3 separate regions of the Mus musculus genome follow, and all the other regions are linked to region 3. The links are chromatin loops, found by intact Hi-C in ENCODE. Cell type or tissue: left cerebral cortex. All regions are shown on one strand.

What was found. A loop is a pair of places that touch in the nucleus more often than their neighbours do. Peaks named below come from ENCODE experiments on the same cell type or tissue, not always from the same donor. Only the 100,000 strongest peaks of a DNase experiment are listed, where the experiment ranks them.
Region 1: a loop joins it to region 3, with 15 times the contacts of the local background. A loop is called at or near these places in 19 of 42 quality-filtered maps.
Region 2: it touches region 3 in a loop (7-fold over the local background); 32 of 42 quality-filtered maps call a loop at or near these places.

Annotation. Positions count from the first base shown.
Region 1 is chr15:54,275,118-54,283,117 of GRCm38, reverse strand. Tnfrsf11b (tumor necrosis factor receptor superfamily, member 11b (osteoprotegerin)) reads left to right here and starts at 4,634. Exons shown (of 5, transcript NM_008764.3): 1 at 4,634-4,903. The coding sequence starts at 4,871. In left cerebral cortex, a CTCF peak has its summit at 3,947 (motif pointing right); DNase peaks (open chromatin) are centred at 3,955, 4,505, 4,821 and 4,959; H3K4me3 peaks cover 1,213 bases; H3K27ac peaks cover 1,015 bases.
Region 2 is chr15:54,409,841-54,417,840 of GRCm38, reverse strand. Colec10 (collectin sub-family member 10) reads right to left here and starts at 7,067. Exons shown (of 6, transcript NM_173422.3): 1 at 6,916-7,067. The coding sequence starts at 7,063. In left cerebral cortex, a CTCF peak has its summit at 3,796 (motif pointing right); a DNase peak (open chromatin) is centred at 4,907.
Region 3 is chr15:54,065,361-54,073,360 of GRCm38, reverse strand. No RefSeq gene overlaps it. Among named protein-coding and RNA genes, the nearest start is that of Samd12, 170 kb to the right of the region's middle. In left cerebral cortex, a CTCF peak has its summit at 3,195 (motif pointing left); a DNase peak (open chromatin) is centred at 3,172.

The DNA.
Region 1 (8,000 bases), 210 kb before region 3:
CTGGATATGGCAGTCTCTAGATGGTCTATCCTTTTGTCTCAGCTCAGAACGAAGACCAGTGTGGACACTTTGCCCCTTCTTAGAATTGGAAACAATCACGCATAGAAGGAGTTACAGAGGCAAAGTTTGGAGCTGAGACAAATAAACCACTATTTTGATGCACAAATCACATGAACATTGAGTCACTTCAGTGTAGTAGCTATTTATCCCAACACTTGAATGCAGAGCCTAGAATCAGCTAGAGAGCAACTCCATCAAAAAAGAGCTCCAATTGATTTTGGTGTTTTCATATACTTTGTAGATAGATAGATAGATAGATAGATAGATAGATAGATAGATAGGTAGATAGGTAGATAGATAGATAGATAGATAGATAGATAGATAGATAGATAGAAAGATAGATAGAAAGATAGATGATAGATAGATAGATAGATAGATAGATAGATAGATAGATAGATAGATAGATAAATACCAAAACCCAAAATATTTCCATCCAATTCTTAACACACTATATAATACTTTCAAAAATCAGAAAATTGAGGTTTAGAATATTGTTAATGAAGCAACCAGCAAACATGAATGAAAAGATCAGACCTGTACCCTGTCAGCACTATGATTTTCTTTCTATCATTCTATTTCAGAATGAAGGTTCTTCTTCATTCTGAAGAAATAATGAGGACTATGTTCTTATTCTTCAAGTTAATGTTCTTTTTATACGCACAAGTTCAAAATGACTATTCTTGATTTTCAGTGGAGGAAGCTTAAGCTTGCAATGTTTTAAACACCTGATCAGTCACCTTGTCACCTCAGAGCATGACCTGTCTCTCGGATCACCTAATCAATCATTGTCCGGGTTTCAGCTATCCCGATTATGATGATGGTTATAAATGATTTTCTATATCAGGTACGGAGCTACTGTGCTATAAAGATAAATTGCTCTCAAACTGGAAGCACACAGTGTTCAGGTGCCATTTTTCTAAATGTTAGAAGTGACTGCTCTAGAGGACAGAGAGATGGACAATGCTGTTGGGGATAATCAACATCATGAACAGTGAAAATGTTTTAATATAGGACTTCATTTAAAGATTTCAGGAGAATGAATTTGTGTTATATTTGAAAAGGTATTGCCTCGAAAGCCAGCATCATGCATCCCTCATATCCAGCAACAGAGGTTAAATTTACTGGACTCTTGATTACTATCCCAATGGCCTCTGCCTGTAAGGGACCTCCCTGTCACGGGAAGATGAATGTAGTCTTCCAGGTTACCATTCAAATGTATCCCCTTGGGATTAGTTCATATCTTCAGGTCCTTTCCAATTAATTCTTGAGATGAACTGTAGTTTCAAGTGTCCAGGGCCTGCTATCCACAGTGGAAGATCACTTAGGGATATCCCAAGGGGTTGGTCAGATTGGTACCCGAACATAACAAATGAAATGGCCAATAACTCACAGTCTCTTGTCAGTTTCCTGCTAGCAAGTGATTAATGAAGAGCCCACAGTCAAAGTCTGAGATACATAGTCAATACCCGGTCTATTGTGTGATTCAAGATAAATGATGTTCCAATTTGTGTCAAGTGACAAATGATAACCAAATTAGCATCACCATTTCAGCTAATTACCCTATTCCCATGGCCGCCACTAGCATGCTTCTCCCCCCCCCCCAATATTGCAGGGAGCCAGAAGCATGAGCTATAAACTTTAGGGAATACCTCAGGAAAATACAGGGTTCCTGCTCCCAGGAGCATAAGTTCACCTCGTGCTCCTACAAGTTTCCTAAGATCTTAAATTGTAACTAGCAACAATTAAAACAGAATGAAAGCCAGAATCAATGACACAAGAGTATAATCCCAGCATTAGAAAATGATTCAGGCAATGGGATTCATAGTTTCAGGTTAGCCACGCCTAGGTAGGCAGTCCAACATAATCTGGACTACAGAAGACTGTCTAGAATTAAGTAAGGAACCTCCACGCACACACAATTTATCAAAACCTGTGTGATATTATTCTCTCAAGTGTTTTTATGCTTTATCCAAATCCCCATCCAAATCCGGAAGTAGTTCCAATCTGTAGATTGATTAACACTCTACACAGATAAAGATACTCAAATGACTTAGTCATTTGTCTGAGGTTACATAAGTAGGAAGATGTGGAACTAAGGCTTAAAACTAGGGATCTGGACTAAAGGATTCATATCTGGTTTTCCCAAGATCAATTCCAACTGGAATTGAAGTGAGGCCTGGTGGTGAAGACCATAATCTTAGATCTCAGTAAGGTTGAGGTTGGGGTCAGTGCAGACTTCCAATCCAGCTGGGCCACACTATCTAGTGATGATGCAATAGTAACCATGCAGAATTCATACCATGGGGAGATGGTTCAGTCAGTAAAGTGCTTGCAGCACTTGCGATACAATTATGGGTACTAAAGTATGATCCCAGGTAAACACAGTACTGGTGCATTCCCATGTTTCTAGCCCTGTGGTGGGGGCGACTTTCATGGTATCTGAAACTTATATTCAGCTAAGGTTGATATTGGTCAGCACCCTGGATCCTTCTGTCTCCATCACCTAAGTGCTGGAAAAATAAGGTACAGGATAGGCATGGCAACATGTGCTTTTAATCCCAGTCCTGGGATGGCAGAGGCAGGCAGAGGCAGGCAGAGGCAGGCAGATCTCTGTGAATTAAAGGCCAGCCTGATTACAAAGTGAGTTCCAAGATAGGCAGAGCTACATAGACAAACCATATCTCCAACAAGCAAGCAAGCAAGCAAGCAAACAAACAAACAAACAAACACCCTTTGCCCCCCCCACACACACACCCTGCAAACCCTTATTTTAGTAAATATTTCCTATTAGCACTAATTTACATTGCGTGCATTTGTTATTTTACTCTTACAACTAAGAAAATGTGGACATATATTTAATATGATTTTAAATGTTTTTACTTGCTGTCTCCTTCTACAACACCAGGGTTGTTGTTACAGCAGAAACAGGCTTAGAAAGACATACATATTTTTATAATCTATGTCTCAGAATGTCATACCTTTTGGAGGGTAGGGTGGGGCATAAAGGAGTTAGCTTAAATTTATAACTCCATGTTATAACCCAGTATTGTGGAAAAGTTAGGGTAGGGACTTCAAATTTGTCACATCACATCCAGAGCCAAGAGCTGAGAGAAAAGAATGCATGCACGTGTACTTGCTTGTTTGTATCTTTATTTCTGCACTTCTAGCTCAAGACACCTTGCCTAGGGAATGGTTCTGCCCACAATGGGCTGAGTCTTCCCACATCTATTTATTAAGGCAGTGCCCTACAAACAGACCCACAGGCCAATTCTGTGTAGATAATCAATCTCTCATTGCAGCTGCTTTTCCAAATGATTCTAGGTTTTGCCACTACTGCACCCTGACATCACGTTACATTTTGAGAAAAATGTTTTCAGCTAATATCCCAGACAACTATTCCTGAACAGAAATAATAGCTCTGCCACTTACACAGGGCTTGAAAGTTAACATTTAGGTTTATTTGGATGGTAAGTGTTGTTATCACACTGTTGTTGCAGTAGAAACTAAAACACAGGAGACTAGTATAGAATCATGCAGCTTTTCCTTCCTCCAAAATGTCTTGATGGAGTGAACTACTTTGAACTCATGATAGCATGAGATCCATCGTGCTGTGAAGAGGTGGAGCTCCTCTTGTTGACAGAAGAATTTGCCCTACTCAGGAGACATCTCACTAACCCAGCTCCTGATAGAGAAGCCAGTTCTGCAAGGAGTAATCACGCTGTAAGCATCACATTATATGCAGGTTTGAGTGACCACCTACAGCTGACTTGAGAGTTGCCTATGGCATCTTGGAATGGGAATTCAATTTGGAAACAGTGACTTCTAACCAGTGAGACGGCTGATGGGTGGGAGAAGAACCTTATTTTGCAAATCTTTAAACGTGCCAACAGCAGAGGGCAGTGAAGAGGCAACTTAATGGGTGAAGAGGCGTTTGACCAGAAGCTTAGTGGTTAGGACTCTAAGGAGCCAACAACCCTTTATGAAAGAGGATGCTGGGAAGGGAAGCGATGCTTGTAAGGTTTTCCTACTCCAGGTACAAAGAATTTATTCTTCTGGTTCTCCCTAGCTTCTGACAACCCAGGTAAATATGAGTTGGACAAATAAATTCTTTAACGGGCCCAGGACACTTTGCATGTTAACGACTACAAACTCTCAGTCGTTTTTGAGGACAATGCCATCCCTACGCGAGAGGGATTATTTGGGGAGCTACAGAATCTTTGGGAAGGAGTTTAGATAATAGGCCAAACGAAAACCTCAGCCTTCTCCCAGAAAGGGTACAGTGACTGAGACATGTGGCAATAGGCTGCTGAAGTTGAAACCTCGGGTAGAGGAGCCAGAGCCTGGAGGCTGCCCAGCGGCTCCCCCAAGTGTACTCAGCCTCTCACCACAGGTCACAGCTGCCCTGAGGCTAGCCGCTGGCAGAAAAAGCTTCGGAACTCCCAGAGGCAGCGGGACAGCTGCTGCCTTGTTCTTCAGCTCAGCGGTGGCTTTCTCCTTCTTTTCTTCTTCCTTCCCCCTCTCTCTCCCCCTGCAGAAATCAGTCATTCCCTTCCCTTGTCCCACGCCTCCGCGCAGGATCCTCCCACTCCGGCTCCTAAAGCGTTAACCCCGGAGTGTCCCAAAGCCCCACCACTAGCTCCCAAGGTTCCTAAAAAGGAACAAGGTTTGTCCAGACAGAGACTAATAGATCAAAGGCAGGGCATACTTCCTGTTGCCCCGACCTTATATAAAACGTCATGATTGCCTGGGCTGCAGAGACGCACCTAGCACTGACCCAGCGGCTGCCTCCTGAGGTTTCCCGAGGACCACAATGAACAAGTGGCTGTGCTGCGCACTCCTGGTGGTAAGTCGTGGGCAGGAGGCTGCTGACCACCTGGGCTCGGGACCTCCCCTCCTGCTGATGGGGACCAAGCCCGGCTACCTCAGGAGGGAGCTGGGGTTTGGTTGGAACACGAAGCCTCTTTCTAGCTACAGCAGCAGGCTGCCCTGAAGAGTGAATGGCTTTTTCATGAAAAGTTCCAGCTGAGTTTATGCAGATGGGAGAGGGACACGGAGAGAGGCCTTTTTAAAGACTTTTTTGCTTGGTTTTTATTCATTTTATTTACCTTATTTATTTACTTACTTATGTTCTTATGTGGAACACCATACCTTCGCTTCACCGAACTTTTTTATTACTGCAGGTGTTGGAAAGAGAGGCCAGACTTTTTTGAAACTTCTGTAGAAAAGTTTGGATGGAGAGGATAGTCTGAAACAACATTAGCCTAACTTACATATGGGTTGTGGGCAATACAGAAAATATTCTCTTATTTTTCTGTGCAATTTGCTGTTTTACTAAAGTTCTATTAGTCTAGTTCTCAACTTCAGTAGTGTGAAAAATATGAACAGACTAATGATTATTACGTTGTAGAATATAGTTAAACAACCAGATCAGTTCAACTATAAAGAAAGATGGTTCAAACCTGTTTTGAAACGTTGTTTGGAAAATAAAGGAATCTCTTTTATTGGCTCAGGCATTTGGCAAATTGTTATTTAGGTTTATAGACAAGTTTTTTCCATGCCCCAAATTTGTTTCCTTCACATCAGTAGCCTGTGAAACACATGAAGTTACAAATCAGACAGAGAAGTCTGTCTTTGAGTGATTTCTCTGTCTGGAATGCACTAGAGTCAGTGTTTCAATTTCATCCTCCTGCTCACATAGTGAGAATTAAAAACTATGTAGTCTTTCCCTGAGCTTCAGGGACACACAGACAATCATATGTAATACCAAAGTCACTTAGGAAAAAGTGGACAGGAGAGTATACATACATATGCCAACTTCATGTGTACATATGCAGATATGTATACATGTATATACATATATATTACATATATCCACTAATATGGACATATGGAGAATTTTCTAATTTTACTTTATTTTAGGTGTATATGTGGTTCCCTTGCATGTATGTCTGTGTACTGCTTGTGCATCTGATGCTAACTGAGGCCAGAGGAGGGCATCAAGTCCCTTAGAACCGGAGTTACAGACAGTTGTGAGCTGCCATGTCGGTGATGGGAATGAAACCCGAGTCTCTGGAAGAGCAGCCAGTGCTCTTGCTGAGCCATCCCTCCAGTTCCACTAAGAAGAACTTTTTAAGAAGTGCAATTTTTAGAGACAGTGAGATGGCTCCATGGGTAAAGGCACTTACAACCAATCATTGTGAACTCAATCCTTGAAAACCTGTGTGGAAGGAGAGACCTGGCTCCTGACGGGCATCCTCTGATTTCCACTGACACACTCTGGCACATGTGTATCTGCACTGACACACAACAAATGAATGGAAGTCTCAAAAGAGGAAAGAGCATAGAGTGCTTTGCACAGGTGGTAGTGCCTAAGTGCCTTTATCAAATTGAGCACCCATGAGCTGGCAGAAAGTGCTACAATTACATATCAGTACCTCCCATAAAGGTCCGTGCATCCCTCCCTTTTTACTACTGTGTTCATAGTCAGAATAATAGATAGCACAAACAGGTTTGGCATGTAATTAAACTTTATTATGAACTTCATGTAGTTTTCACATTGGGTCTTTTCAAAGATCTCAGAGATACATCACTAGTGTTGGATATACAGAACAGTTTGCTTTGCTGACTCTCCTGTATTCCATGTTTCTATGGCCTCATAAAAATTTAATTAATTTAGGTGTTGGCTGGTATAAATAAGCCCATGGTTAATATGGTGATGATTTTATTCTTTCTAGCTTCTTGTATTCTGCCTTTACATTTTGGATTTTAACAAAATAGCATATATATTTCTCCCCATAACTGTTCCCAAATAGAAAAAAATGTCATAATTTTATAGGTGGTCTATATAAGGAGATATGTACCTAAATATTACTCATTTTAGATAATACATTGTCAGAAGTGACAGCTTTGAACGTGTCTTGAATATATAAAGGAATAGAAAGGATCTTACTCTTTCTTTAGTTGCTAAGGTTGACTTTATTTTATGAATGGTTGGAAATGGACACACTGAGTTTGCATGTGGAGAGGACGAATTTCCCCTGGCAAACAGAGAGGTGTGGCTGTAGGAACCTGACTCACTACAGATATTTAGCTCTTTGTCTAAGGCATTGTACTAGTCAGTGGGAACAATGTTAGCATCCAGTGAGGTATCATTGGTTCCTGACTTCTGGACCTTACATCCTGTTTAAAGAGGCAGATTTGAGACAAGTATTGCATGTCATACCCGTTCCTAAAGAGGAAGCTCCAGATGATTGAGGAATTATCAAAAAAAGTCAGCCTTTCTTCGTGAACTCATAAGGGAAGTTGCAACATGGTGGTTCTCCACTAGACCCAGTTCAAATATCCACACACCACTTACCTGCAGAATAACAGACTGCATTTCTTCCCTCTGAAGTTCCTGTCTTCTATAATATGGTTGCAGGGAAGGGAGGTGCATGAATTAACACAACCATTGAAGTCCCTGCTTCTCATTAGCACTATCCATATGACAACAGGTAACTAGAGGATGATATAGAACCATCTATATAATGGAAGTACTAACAATTCTCAAAGAAAGGGATGACCTCCCACTCTCACTGTGAGGGGGCAAATGGACATGTATTGCTGGAGATGAAGACATCCAAGTGAGAGATGGAAAACCATGTGGTGGGTGAAGTCTACACTGGGTTCTTCTGGGAGAGTCGAAGGTATGCAGGTGGAGGAGAGGAGCGCAGTCCTTAGGTTAGCATTCCTAGAACGTTCACTAGCATAGTCAAGCAGAGAGCTCTTTGGTAAGGAGATACCATTCATCATCCAGAGTCATTTCTTTCCTCTTTGCCATGTGTTACTAGGTGAGCAGAGAATATCAACACGCCTGACTTAGGTCTTGGCTTTAACTCTTGTTAAATCCCCCATCGTCCATCATGCAGTGTCAGAACACGCCCTGAACTTTTCAAAGCCAA
Region 2 (8,000 bases), 340 kb before region 3:
GCAGGGCTAGTTCTTCTGATGCGACACGATTCAATTAATAGATATGGTATCAGTGATGCATACACAAGCATGGTGGTTATGGTGTTAAGGAGAGAGAATAAGTCAGATTTTATTTCTCTTTAACACACTTGCCCATAGCAGTTCAGTGGAACCATAAGCAAAAGCAGTGCTTGAGTTTTCTTCCCTTTTAAACAAGGGCTGTGATCCCCATACATGTCAGCAGCGCTAAAAATAAAATAATGGATGAGCCCTGTTGTAAACTCTAAGTGATGTGCATATAATTTGCTAAAAAGATACAAGTATTGTCAAGTGGCAACAAGAGACCTGAAATGATGCTTACAGAGTTCTCAAATCAAGCACAATCATAGTAAATAACTCCCCAATATTAAATTATTTAGATGACATTTCACTTGACTATCTGGAGTTCAGAATTTTATTGCATGTATTTACAATCCAACGCTAAAAGAGCAAAGATAGCTATAAAATATAATTTAGAAGACCTTTATGATAGGATAGAAGATTGCAGATCAAATAATTTAATGCATAAAAGCAGGCAGACTCATTAGGGAATGAAATGGTATGAGCTGTGACTGTTGAGAAAAGCATTTTTAAAAAGTTGCCAGGTTGTACAAGTGAAGTTCCAAAGGCTAAATAGAGAACAAAAAGAGATATAACTTGTTGCCTGACCTATGCCTCCCAACAGTGGGTGGAGGAGAACAGAATATGTTGCCCAGGGTAGGCAGTAGCTGACATAATGCTTCCTGAAGAAGGAGGAGGTAGAGGAAAGAAAGAAAGAAGCAAGAAGCAAGAGGAAAGGAAGAGGAAAGGAAGAGGAAAGGAAGAGGAAAGGAAGAGGAAAGGAAGAGGAAAGGAAGAGGGAAGAGGGAAGAAGGAAGAAGGAAGAAGGAAGAAGAAGAAGAAGAAGAAGAAGAAGAAGAAGAAGAAGGAAGAAGGAAGGAAGAAGGGAGGAAGGAAGGAAGGAAGGAAGGAAGGAAAAGAGGAAAGAAAGAAAGAAAGAAAGAAAGAAAGAAAGAAAGAAAGAAAGAAAGAAAGAAAGAAAAAGAAAGAAAGAAAAGGAGGAGGAAGAGGAGGACAAGGATAAGGAGGTGGGGGGGGGGGGAAAGAGAAGTATATATACTAAGTCTTTCATGTGGCTCAACTCCTTCTTGCTCACAGTAACACCATGACATAGGTAGAGAATTCTCTTCCCACGTGGCAAGTGAGAAAAACCAGGCTTTGATATCATTTGCCCCAAAGCTCATTTAATCCCCATTAAAAGCCCACTATTCCAACTTTAGGAATAAATGATGTTAAGTCCAGGTGGAAAAGTAGAGAAAGGGAAATGCAAGTAAATGAAAACTGGGGTCTCGGAATTGTGTGCCCTGGAAAACTGAAGGTGAGTTTGAGGTGGGACTAGAAGCTAATATGAAGTTCCAAAAAGGGGCAAAAAGTTGTGATCTTCCCAGGGGAGGTGCATTTGTAAAGCCAATTTGTTAAGCCTATAAATGAATTTTTGAATGGAAGTGGAGAGAAAGCAAGTTTATGGTGACCAGTAAGAGCAACAGAAGGGGGCAGAAAAAATAATTATAACTGAGATGCATGCTAGAATTACCTTTGTTTTAAAATAAGCTTTTAATGGGTATGACACCCATCTCTCCCATTTACAGTTGAGGGCACCAAAAATTTTAGGCAGCAAGGCTAATTATATACATATATGTATACATATTATTATATATACATTTATAATATGTACATATATACACATATATTCATATATAACAGGTATCCATATATTACATATACACACATATATACTTATTGAAGATCTCAAATTTAAAATCATACACACATCTACATCTATATCTATAACTATATGTATATCTATATCTAATCTATATCTATCTATCCATACAAAGCCAACAAGTTTTATCAATATGCAAGAGCCTGTTGCTATGGTCTCAATCAGAGATTTGTACATACAGAAATAGTTACATAATAGAATTGGGGAGAGGTACAGAATAAGGATTATGCCTTTAATAAAATGTAACAAATAACTTTTAGGATCACTACCATTCACTGCCCCTGATTTACACTTTGATCAATGAGGGTTTTATACTTCCCCTCTTAACCTATCTTTGAAACATTATCTTGGCATCTACTCAAAAGGAAATGGGGGAGGGAAAATGGTCCCAAATACCCTCAATGTGGAATCTAAAAGTTAAAGAAACCAAACTACTTGCTTACATGCTCTGTAAAAATCACTTGCAAAGACCACGCAGCTTAACATGTAGAGATGACCTCATCAGTATGATCCTGTGTCATGCTACACATTGATCTCATAGACCTCTTTTTTTCTAATGCTATCTTGTCAATCCAAGCAACCACCACACACTGTGAGGTCATGGATAATGAAACAGGATGGGTGAAAAGGTCTAGGTTCTCGGCTCTACTTGGAACTTTTCCACCAACGCCCGTGAGACTGGCATGACATTAGTATGCCTCACTAGACTTCAAATTCACAAAACTGGGCTCAAACCAAATGATCATTGAGAGTTGCCTGGCAGGTGATATACGTCTAACCTAAGGAGGTGAGAGATTCAAATCTTCCTGGGCATATCCAATTTTTTATATGAGGACGTAACAAGAACCCTTCTTCTTCCTGGAGGTTGAGAATTATTTGGAGAAATAACCAAAATTGCATCAATTCTGCAATATAGAGCCACATTAAATACTAAAGAGGATGACCAAATATATGTCTCTTTTCCATGATTAATCAAATTTTCAGGAAAAGCTTATTCCTCCCCATGGGGGTGATCTTCACCCATCTTCCCTCACAGCATGGCCTCTCTTAGTGAAAAAAAATAGCTGTGACACACATATGCCATACATGTATTGCTTTGTGCATAGATATGTGTGCTCCTCTCCCCCTGTGTGAGTTTCACAGGGACCAACGAAAGTTTTAAGTAAAACTCAAATCAGGTAGCTTCTGGCTCCATACAGTACTCCATCACACTCAGCATGGTTTGAGGGCCATGGTCTGGCTAACTAGAGCATTCAGCAGGCTGACTGCAAAAGAGAATACAAATGGAGCTGTGGTGAACCCAAGTCTAACTTGCCCTTTCCCACTCAGTGGCATTACACTAGTGACTCTGTACCTCTGAGCTTCAGTTTCTTTATTTGGCCAATAGAAATTATATATCCTTTGCCAAGTTTATTGAGATAACTAAAGGGAACCATGCGGCAAAGTACGTACATAGTTTCAAATGACAATACTTTATTTAGCATGTGTTACTACAGTAAAATAATGCTTACTTCCAAATAAATGAAGCACCAGTTTTAATGATTAATGAGGATATATACGTTCTTTAAAGATACGTTAGTGTCCAATATCACCAACAGACTGAGGCGATTTGAGTTCAATGTCCTGTGACAATGAACAACCAGTTACTATCATCAGAAGGTAGCCAGTGGCTGTATTTTTAAGTGTGATATAGGACAACTACAAACTAAACTATATCATGGAATGACTAGACCTAGACAAGAGGCCAAGCAAATTCAAGAATAACTTTAGCTCTAACTGAACTTGGGAGCTCTACTTGGCTTTTCTAAAGATTATTTCCTCATACATATGCCTAGGATATTGATAATAGAGATGGGTAGTGTGAAAATTAAACAGGACAGTGTATTCAAAATCGACTTGCAGTTTGCCAAACATCTGCCAAATACCCCTTACTGATTTAAAAGTCTTTAAAGTTTTTATTAATTTTTTTCTCATCCATGTTGTTTACAACTAAAACCACTAGAGGTCAGACTTTCACATAAGTTGTAAAAAGAGACTGCAGTAGGAGGGATTAAAAAATATTTTCTGCAAAGCAGTATAAAATAAACATTTCAGGTATAGAAAGAAATATAACATTGGTGACTTTTAGCAATAAAGTCTTTGCAACTAGAATGCTTAACCCCCATATTGTTACTTGGTGCATGTGAGAGTCAGGCAAAAGAAAGAAAAGCCAAACTTGTTAAATATGCATTTGTGATATCTGTACAAGGTTAGTTTATGGTGATTCATATATCTTCAAAATAAGAAACATATATGATGAAGGCCAAGTTTTCAGGTGAAGAAGCTGAACCCTGAGAAGATCAAATAGAAACTAGTTATTTTCCTCTGGTAGGATGCAATTCAGAAATGATGCTAAAAAGAATGCCTGTCTATTGAACAGCATATTCTATAACTGGATAGTGCTTCATCTGCAGGTCTGAATAATTTATTTAGTTCCCACTCTCCCGAACAAATTTAGAGTTACATTCTTTTAATTGTCTGTTTCTCGGGGAACCTGGAAATTTCCGAGTACAGTATTGCTGTGCTGGTAAACACAGAAATGAGATGATTATCCATGGTGGAAAGATACTAAAGAAAAAAAATCCTATAACTTGGCCCCTTATAATGTCTCCTTGGCCATCAAGCTGTGATTCCCCCTTGCAAGGAGTGCAGTATTTAGACCTGCCTTCCTGGAGTCGGGGAGGCCTATTGTAGTTCTTACAAGGAATAAGAAGGTCCCATGTGTGTTCACCTCTAGTACTGTGCCTAGAACAGAGGAAAGGCATCAATACACATACAGAGGTTACTCCACTGTGAAGGCCGATACAAGTCAACTAGGAGCTCAGCCAGAGCTTGTAATCCATTTCCAAGCTTGCTACCTAGAGACAAGTCCTGAGATGAAATCTTTATCTTACCTCAAACCTGTGTTAGATAACATTTGGAGCCTAGAACTTGGGAAATATTCAGTGTGATCCGGAATCATGGAATCTCTTTACTGAGAAGGAAACATAGAACGCCTGTGGTGTGAAGACTACATGCTCCACTAGAGGAAACCATATCCGCATCTAGAAGATGTGAGACCATGAAACGCGGTGTTCTGAGGCACTGTCTCAGCTCCTCCTTCAAGGCACGCTTGTGGCTCTACCCTTCTGCACCAGCTTAGAATCTGTTCACAGTTCTCTCTGGGCTCAGCAAGATAGGCCAGCTTCCGAAGTTTAAAACGGTACTTGAATCTCTAATAAGATGACTCTACCTTTGCACTAGGTGAAGACATGACTAAAGAAGACTTATGGATGCTACTGGTTCTCAATAAACTCCACGCTAGGTTGAAGGGATAAAATGAAATAAAGTTGTTTAATTTTTTGGAAGGTAGATGCCTTGTTTTTTTTTTTTTCTCTTATAAAAACTTGCATTGCTTCTCATCAGGTAGATGAGGGTCATCCTCAACTTGAAATTCCCCTGCTTCAACCTCCTGAATGTTGTGGTACCTGGCTGATTTTGCAGAAATTTAAGATTTTTACTCCATATTGCATGTGGCCTTTGGAAAGCCAGAACTAATGAATGTTTTTCTTAAGCTCATTCGGCAGACTTGTTCCTGTCAGTACAATTTCTGTTGTCATCTGCTCTGCAGTATCATGCCCAGGTCCCAACTCAATACCCTCTCAGAAAACCTATGAAAAACAACTTATCTCTTTATTGCTTATGACACTAATATATTTAGTGTACTGCTGTGCCTAAGATGGGGACTTAAAATATACAGTCAATGTCTAGTAGTTGAATTGCAAAGGACATAGTTGTTGGATGGGAATGTGTTATGTTCAGGGTATTTAATTAATAGCTTTTTGTGCATTCTTATTCCATTGTAAAAATTGCAGCTTTTCTTCAAGGGGGAAAAAAACCATCAACTAGATTCTCTCAGTTGCACATTTGAGGAAGACTTTAACATCCAGTCTTCAGGACACCACAGGGAAAATGCAATTTCCTTGTATTCTGAGAAAGGTCCAGTAATAGACTTCAGTAAATACTATTTCTAACCAAAACTTTCCTCTCTGAACATTTGCCCTTACATTATTCATTTATTCACCACGGAAATGATTTGGAAGCCCCAAGGTCTCACTGTGACTCCCTCCGTTTATTTTATGGTATCAAAGGTTAGAAGCTGGATTGCAATCACAGGAGAAAATTAATTCAATGATTAAGAAAAATGCACTTTAAGCAATACACATTTAAATAACTGACAAGCATCGAGCCATGTTTCTTTCCTGCCTTTCTTCTTTTAAATCTTTTTTTTTTCTATTTGAGATTTTTTTAGCAGCTACAATTCTTCCTTCCAATAGCCTCAGGAAGCATAGCATGAATTACTAATAGAACAGAACCAATCTGCAGTGCAGTGACCACTTTCAGAACAAAAGGGTAAGAGCTGACACAAGGAAAACAGATTTATTTAACTGCATGCCCACCCCTCCACCCAAGGAAAAAATATCAACAACAGCTAGTGCTAGAAGGGGATTTGGACCTTAGACCTTGACTCTACTTGGGGAGGGGGGGAAGCAATATTTTACCATTCTCCACTGAAGGCAGTTGACCTCAGAGATTCCACTTTCAAATAAAAATATTCGTTTGTATTCTACTTTGGATCTTTAGTTAAAAATAATCTTCCACATTGGAACTTAGGAAACCATTAATTACAAAAGATATACTCTAGAAAAAAAAATTTGCCTCCTAGCTAAATTTCTCTTTAGAATCAATATGAGTGAGGAAAGAGAAGAAGGAAGGCAGCTCTAGAATAAAGGAAAGTGGTCTAACCAAAAGGTTATGAATCCTCACCCCCATCTAAACGCACTGGAAGAGGGTCTCAGGGTCCTCAGTGTTCGACATCACACTTTTATCCTAGGATTCCACCCTTTTCCACCTTCTCTAACTTACAATCCAGGGAAGCCTATAGGAAATAACTAATAGTCTACTGATTTGAAAAATAGACAGGAAATCAGAGGAAACTCAGAAGGAGGGGGAGAGAAGCCACACAGCAGCTAGGGTGGCTTTGAGGCGAGGAAATAGATCCATATATTGTATGAGATTTGAGGTTTCTTCCTCACCTTTAGGTCCTGGTGAAATGGTATGTGTGGCACAGACTTCTGCAGCTGATCGACTATCAACATCCAGACCCAGACTCTGAAAGTGCAAGAGAGCTAGCAGCAACAGCATGGATAGGTTGCTTCGAAGCAGGACTCTAAAGCCATTCATGACTGTGATTCTTCAACAGAGGGTCTCCAAGACACACGAAATAAACAGCATTATTTTTTTTTTAAAGTAAAACCTTCTGCTACAAACTAAAACAAGGAGGTATCTGGAAAGTACATTCCAGAAATGGCTGCAAAGGCAAGCAAGGAGGCATTCCCTTGGTTGTTTACTTTCTCAGGATCCCAAATGGACCATACATTGTCCAGACTGTTTCTTTTCCAATGACAACAGTTTATTGAAAATTATCTCTAAACTAAACACTCAGATATTCAGGTCAGTGCAAACCTCTCCATAAGCAGAGAGTACAGAGCTAACTGGTGCTTAGACCTCCAGCTGGCTCTGTAGTTTGCATTGAGTTGAATTCTGGGAGTGATGGGGAGGTTGTGACCTGAGATTTCTGCACATTTTGCAAGCATCAGGCATGGCTTTGAGTTTCTCATAATGGAGTGCTCGTGACTGAATGTGGCAGTTGATCACAGATGTTGTTAATAATTTCTATGACATACCTCTTTCTCTTGAGAGCATAAATTACCCTGAGAGTAAGCTCCAAATGAATGAATTTTTTTCTGTAAGTCAATCTGGTAATAAGAATGAAAGCTATTAAAAATGCATATAATTATGGTCTGGCACTTGTCCTTCTAGCACACTATCTCAAGGAAATAACATAAAATGAAGACAGCTTTATTTGGAAAATGGGACAAGATAGGAACAGATATGATTTGTCTCTCTCCACAATAATAGCTGACAAGTTATGGTAAAATACAAATATGTGCGTGTGATGTTTGTAGCAAGTTCTTTACTTAATTGTGGAGAAAGTGTCCAATTATATTTCTTAAATGACAGATGATTTTTATATAGACTGTATGGATTTGAGACAGACGGGTAGACATTATGGTGATCGAGGTCCCTGTATTTCTCTGTATATCTGTATTCTCATCTA
Region 3 (8,000 bases):
CACTTGGCATCTTTCTCCATCATTTCTACCTCTTATACCTCTTATTTTGGAGGTACCATCTTTTCCTGAAACTGGAGCTGTTTTATGGTTTTGCCAGGTAATCAGCAAACCCAGGATTTCCCCTCTGCACATGCCCAGCACTGGGACTTCAGACACCCAGTGTAGTACCAGGTTTTTACGTGATTGCTGGTACCTCACCACAGGACTTTATGGTTGCACAGTAAGAACATTGTCAACTGGCTATCTGCCCACCTCTCGTCTATGTAATATTTATAAACAATGCCTTGTTTTGCTTCAAAAATAAAATAAGCATAAATATAAGAAAAAGTAATTAGCTAATTGCTTCATTACATTATTGCAGTTTTTAGAGGAAAAACATACCCACATATTGCTCTAATAAATTGATAATAATAAAGTCGTAGTTTCCATTTCTATTTCAACCTATACACATTTTTAATATTTTCTCAAAATTAATTTTCTTCATATATGTATGTTAAATAAACAACATAGGGATTTTATTTTGTCCATCTGTTCTGTGATATTTTGTTGGAGGAAAATTATCAACTTTACTGACACAAAATTTTTATAGTAAATAAGATATATATAAATGTTAGAAAAAATCAACACTTAAGGCCAAAACTGGTAAAGTTTTATTAAAACTACATTTTGCAGTAGATTCTTTTTTAAAAATCACATCATGTTCACATAATCATTTATTTAGTTTTAATTCTATCACTTCTCAATATTTTGAGAGTAAACATTTTCCTTGAAAATACTTGTAGCAGAAATCTTACTGTAAGCTCCTTTTACATTCGGTAAACTTAATCTTATGTTTAGCTTATGCTTGAGAGCCACCGTGTAGATCTAGGAGAAACAGACCAGAGCCTTCAGGCATCCTGCTTACATTTCTTCTCACAGTGTAGACCTGGCATCTTGATTATTTCTCTTGGTTTCTTCCCTTTTTGTGTACTTGCACAGTGCGTTCCTCTCACACACTGAGTAAGCGCCACAGCTCTGCTCATGCATCACTCTTCAACTGTTTATTATAGCGAGTTTAGCTGTGTTATGGCATGCCAGGACATCAATTCTGGATGTTTGTAAATATTTTCCTTCTGCTTTCTCATGCCTATGCCTGTATAGCAGGACAAAAAAAAAAAAATGAAATTTAGAAAACAAAACCCACATAGCTATTTCTTTGTCTGAAAGATATTGCTTAAATGCAGAGATGTGTAACATCATGGGAATTCGAAGTCTGGATTGATCCTGAAGGAAGCTTGAAGGATTCTGAACCATAAAGCATCCCCTGTTGAAAAAGAAGGCAATAGATGAGCCCACATGAGTTAGAGGCCAGCTCTGCAGCTGGGGGTTTCCTCGATTAACATCCACGAAGAATCCTGTCTTCAAGAGGAAATGACTAAGCGTGCTCATTTGAAGCGTGCCTGCATATTCTCGAAACTCAACTGACGCTGATGTCACAGCAAATGCCCAGAAATTAGAACAGAAAAAGTAGGTTTATGTGCTTGTTTGTTTGGTTCGTTGGTTGGTTGGGTTTTTTATGATGTTTGGTGGGTTTGGTTTCTGTTTCCTTGTTGTTGTTTTGTTTGTTTGTTTCATATCCAATACATGAATTTCTGGGCAAGATAAATATTCAAAGGCTGATTAAATTTTATTCATTTCCATTAGTTTTTTTTTTCTTTAATTTTCTGTGAATGTTGATGCTCAGATTGTACTTCTAGTAAAGTGTTCTCACCACCTAGTCTCTGTCTGTCCTGGTCACCGAGGACACATCTGTTCCAGCTCTTCTCCATGTGGCTGGATAAGCATCTACCCCAGGTCCTGAGACAGAAGGTAAACCTTCCACAGGAAACAGGATCAGCAGAGGCCTCAGGGGGCTGCTAGCACTTCTATTTATGTTTTTGTGATTTAATCTATAGTTTCATCAAATCGCTGCACATATTTCTGTCACCGTGTTATTCCATGGCAACTGCAGTTTCAATATTTCCCTGAGAAAAATAACATTTCGTAAATCCAGTTTTTATGACGCATATGACATCTCTCTAACAAGGGACGGTGGCTGTTTTCCCTCAGCCAAGCCCTGTTCCCATACAGTTCCCATACATACTAACCCAAACATGGACAGAGACAAAATTTACCTCCTGCTCAGATAAAACAAAACAAAACAAAATAAAACAAAAGCAACAAATAATAACAGCAGCAGCCCTGAGAAATGGAGCTGACCTCTTGTTTCCATTCTAGTGGTTCTCAGCATCCCTAATGTTGTGACCCTTTAATACAGCCCCTCATGTTGTGGTGACGCTCAGCCACGTTACTACTCCATAACTGTAACTTTTGCTACTGTTAAGAATTGTGATGGAAATCTCTGTGTTTTCCTGTAGTCTTAGGTAACACCCGTGATAAGGTCACACCACCTCCAAAGGGGTTGTGATTCACATGTTGAAAACGCCGATTTAGACTATCTACGTATCCCAAAGTCGTCATTTATCTTCAAGAAAATGAAAATAAAAACAAGTAGTTGGATAAAGGAGAATGACCCAACAAGATGAGCTGTGATAGTAAAGACTTGGCTGGGGTGGGCTCGGGGTTAGGGGACCCCTGGGACACATGATAACAACGTTAAAAAAAAAGCTACAATACAGAGCTTCAACCGTGTGATGGGAGTCGAGCTGTTGTTGTATAGAATCCCTAACTCTTCCAAGACTGGGAATTTCACTTTTGAATTTCTTCTGGTTCCCAAAAACCCGACCCAGGCACGTTCCAACCTCAGTCAATCCTCCTGAAAATACAACACTCAGTCAGGGGTTTCCAGCCTGACAAAAACCGTCATTTTTGCATGCCAACTCCTTAACTGTGATTATATTGATCCATGTGCCCGTGAATCAAAGCTCAGCATAGGCCCAAGACCTTGAGCCGTTCACCTCATAGCTCATTTTGACAGACTTACTTAAGGAGGTGTTTTGTTTTGTTTTAACTGAGCTTTGTTGCCTTTTCCAGCTAAGAATATCCTCAACTTCAAGGCCAAATTCACAGGCTTCTACAGTGGGTCCTGGAATTCATCTCCATGTAAATCAGCCTCGCTGCCAAGGCATGGACTCCGCAAGCCTCCCTGGTAAAGACCGGCTCCTGGTGTTAAGTGCCTACTGCCAAAACGCAGTGTGGTGTGACTGCCATCTGCTGGCAGGGCTCTGGCATTACAGAATGGGCTACCATGAACTTTCTTGGCTGAAGCACTCCTTTGCAAAACATAAGCTTTTTCTGGAGAAATAAAAGACCCAGTTTGATCATAAATTTTGTCCACATTCAACACCAAAATCCCCATGCATTTTGAGGAAGAACTACAGAATCAGTAGAAGATTGATTCTGGATTGTGGTGTGCTTTCCAATTCTAAATCCAGTGAAACAATGGGTTGTTAGCTACTAACCCCCTATTTTCATCAGCTACTAAGTTCCCTCAGCAAAAGCCCAGAAGCAGTGCTGATTCCGAGAGTTCTTGCGCTATGAAGGCCATCAAGAGCTAAATCACTTGTCGTCTTCCTCATCAGCCATCACTATTAAAAAAAATCGTTTCTCCTTAAGAGAAGATTGTGTTTCTTAGAACCCAAATAACAAAACATTAAGCATTGAAGTTTAGAAGATGAGAGGGTTTTTTCTCGTTATATAAGGCACATCTCCATGTTTAATGATAAGAACTAAGTGTTGTTCTTGCATCAAGCATATTCTTGAAATCAGAAGCAGATACTTGCTCGTTCATGATGCCGGTTCTTCCAACTCGTACCTGTACAGTTTATGGAACCTCACAATTGGAAGGCACGTGGTCGATTGTAGTGGATGCTGCTACTCATTTCTATGTGTAAGAATGAGAACTTGATACTCAATGTGAATGGAGTACAACAGGGATGAATTTCCCATAAAGGGCAGTGCCCCACCACCACCACCACCACCACTGTAGGATAAAACCAAACTTCTTGAAAGAGCCTTACCATGTTAGAAGCAACTAATGTAACACAGAAACTCATTGATGTTCATTAGCCGAGATTTCTTTACTAAAGGGCGTGGGAGTGAGATCTATGTTCTTACAGAAATCAAAAGGGTGCTTCCAATTTTATTAAAGTCAAATTTATAAACCAAATGACTCTATACTTCTGAAAACATCATTTCTTCCATTCCTGAAACATATCCCTTCTTAATAAACAGTCACACATGGATTTGGGTACTCTAGAGACAGACTTGCACCCACATTTCCAAGTGTTGGCAAACTATCTCAACAAAATCAAATCTATATACTGCTTATGTCTACAAAACCCTCTTTAGTCCTGTGTGTCATCATCTTGTTAACCATGGCAGAGTTCTACTAAATGGTCCCTCAATCCATTCTTGCCTCCAGGTTTTAAATTTTTGGAATTATAACTGGAGTAATCTTTCTAAATGAGACTCTAATAGTGACCAAACCTTAAGGCATGGTTTATACAAGCCCTTCAATGATCTGACTTTATTTATTTATTTATTTATTTATTTATTTATTTATTTATTTATTTATTGCTTCCAGTATCTTCCAATCACTCACCTTATCCATCAACACTTTCAAACTTCTTCTCTTACAGCCCTTGAGTTCTGCTCCCATTGGGAGTCTTTAGATCTCTCTGATCTCCTAGGCACCAGATTTCTGCTGCCAAGAAAACAACACCATCTCGCTTTGGTGCATCTCCTCCATCGCTAATCTGCTGAAATCAGACCCTTTCTTCAACTACCAAAAAAACCCAAACAATCAAACAATAAAAGAACTATAAAACAACCATTTTACTCGTCTTGTCGACACCTATCTGCAATTAACTTGGAACTTTTCTGCCTGCAAATTCTCTTTTTATTCTGCCATTAAAAGGCAAAACTATGACAATGGAGATCTTCAGCATCATGTTGCCAGTAGCCAAAACAAGCCTAGTACACAATAAATATTTCAGGAGAAGTGTATCTGCCTGTACAGGAAGACTCTGGGTACATTTGTTCTTAGCCACATTTTCCTAGGTTAAAAAAAAAAAATGAAGGCTGGAGAGATGGCTCAGTGGTTAACATCACGGGCTGCTGTTCCAGAGGACCTGGGATCAATTGCAGACATGGTGGCTCACAATTGTCTGTAACTTCAGTTCCAAGGCTTCTGACACCCTCATATAGACATACATGCAGCAAAACACCAATGCGTATAAAATTGTTTAAATGAGAAAATAAAGACATTTTTTAAAAATCCTATTAATCCTAATTTTTAAAAAGGCTTTGCTTTAGCACCGCTTCTGACTAGAAATTCCATGATAGTCTGAGCTTAGATATCAACGACTGTATGCTTGGTATATGCAGTATTAGGTCCTCAGAGAGGATTTATATGAAATCAGCCAATTAAAAATGGATGTCTGGGGAAAATGTTTGAAAAGAATATAAAGAAGCCCAGGCAAGGAAACTGACAAAAGGCCTGTAGGGGAGCCCTGGAGCAGACATTAGTTAACACCTTCAGAATCAGAGGCAAGGGATCTAGGCTTTCATAAAGTAGACATGGAGAGCATGGGGAAGAAATACCAGTGGGGTGCAAAACCCAAGGACTTCCTTGTTCGCGGGCAACTCTAGTAGAGCAGCTCCGTATCTCCAGAGAATTCGGACAGAGTTATGTAAAACATGAACAGCAAACATTAGAGTAACGAATGCCTTTGTAAGGAACATCCCACAGAGACTGGATTCATTAAATAATACACACGAAGAATTTGGAAATAAAAGCTATTTATTGTTTGGTTCTTAAAGGAATTTGGACATCCGGAAGAATTGCCTGGTAAGTTAAATACTTATTCAAGAATAGAAAGTAAATATCACAGATATGTCATCCAGCCAAAAATATATATGTGTGAGTGTGTGTGTGTGTGTGTGTGTGAACACATGCATATATTTTATATAATTGCAAATAAATTATATTTATATAATTTATTATATAACAATTGTAAAATAGTTTATATATTTTATATAAAAATGTATATTTCATATATATGAAAATTTAAAATAAAAAGATAAATGATATTTATATATAGGGAAATTTTCATAAATATAAAAATTGAAAACAAAAAGGAGGACTGTAAAAAATAATCATTAGGCAATTTATCCAAAAGAACAAAAAGGTGCCCTGGTACCTACACGATAACAATTCAATGATCAGATTTACCTGTGAATAGGTCTGTAAAATTGCCATTGTGGTCTCTCGGGCATTGGCTAGTAACAGAAAAGAAGGCACCTCAGAGTCTCGAACCGATTTTGTGTGCAAGGTGCAACAGTTTTCATCTCCCTGAGAGTAAGGAAAACAAGTCCTGTCACAGTGTTAGTAAATGGGCGCAGTCACCGAAAGTAAGTTTGCATTGAGGAAATCTGTAGAGAGCTATCGGAATTACTCAGCGTTTTTCAGCGTGCTTTGTCAATTGGTTTTTATTATTATAGACAAAAGCAGTTGGAGCTTGGTTAGCCTAATGCAATGGTTCTCAAACCTCCTAATTCTGACACTTTAATGCAGGTCCTCATAGTGTTTTGATCCCAAACCACAAAATTATTTTTGTTGCTACTTCATAACTGTAATTTTGCTCCTGTTATAAATTGTAATGTAAATATCTATGTTTTCTGATGATTTTAGACACCCCCTGTGAAAAGCTTGTTTGACCCCCCAAAAACTAATCACAACCCACAGGTTGAAAAAAACTGGTCTAAGATGTGGCCATCCTTCGACTAACCGAAGCTCATTCTGATATCTGAATCTGCTTCGGAGAAATGTAAACAAAGTCTATCTGATTCATAATCCAGGAAAACATTGGAGTGGATGTTAGAGTTTGGTTGTGGGATAAGTCAGGAGACATGGCCAAACACTAAACTGCTGGAGGTTCCAGAACGCTGGCCAGTGTGTGTGGTTTCCCCACTGCAAAGCCTGGGATAGCTCTTTGTACACATGCACATATGCCGACAGTGACCCTAACAGTTCCTCACTGAAGACAGAGAGATTTAATAAGATACAAAGGTTGTCAGTTACTCCCCTGACTAATAGCAGGGATATTAAATAATACCTGCACAACATGAAACAGTGCTATACAGTAAAAGTCAGATAAAGATTATTTGCGTTATTCCTATTACATAGCTACTGAAAGGGAGGACTAGCGAAGCTTTTAAACATTCCCGAAATTATACAATCAATGCATTGCAGAGCTGCAATCCAGCCCCTGGAGCCTTTTGACTCTAAAGGTCAAGTTTTTACCTCTTTTTTTTTTTCTTTTGTTAAGTAACTTAAAGTGACCCATTGAAGACACAGAAGTGATGGATCAATGACAGAGAGACACAGAAGATAGAAACACGCAGACACAGGCAGGAATTGGCACAGGTAGAGTTGCTTTTAGTAATTGACTCACAAATTGTGGGGTCTGGAAAATCTAAAATCTATAAGGCAGAATAGCAGCCGGGAAATTCTGGCAGTACTGACTTGGAGGCAGTCTGAGGCCAGAGGCAGTCTGGAGGCAGAATGTGTTTGCCTTAGAGAGGGCTCAGCGACTTTGTTCTTACGATTTATAATGTATTGGTTAGAGCCTATCCACATTGTGAGGGTAATTTGATTCTCTCAAAGTCTTCTGACTTAAGTGTTAATCATACTTCTTAATTAATGTTTTTCTATTGTTTATATATATATATATATATATATATATATATATATATATATATATATATAATTTACTCTCTAAGAGATTTAACATGTAGTTCAGTGTTAAGTATATTCAGGATTTTGTGCAATCTGAATATTTTCATGTTGAAACACTGAAGCTTTAAAAATATCCACACAACCTCATGTAGGTCCCAACTTATTAAATCATGGCTCACAACCCCCCATAAGAAATGGCATAACTAAATGGGGGGTTTCAAAATTTGGCAATAATAAAAAGGTTTACTACACACAATGATGAAATATGAACTCAGAAGCA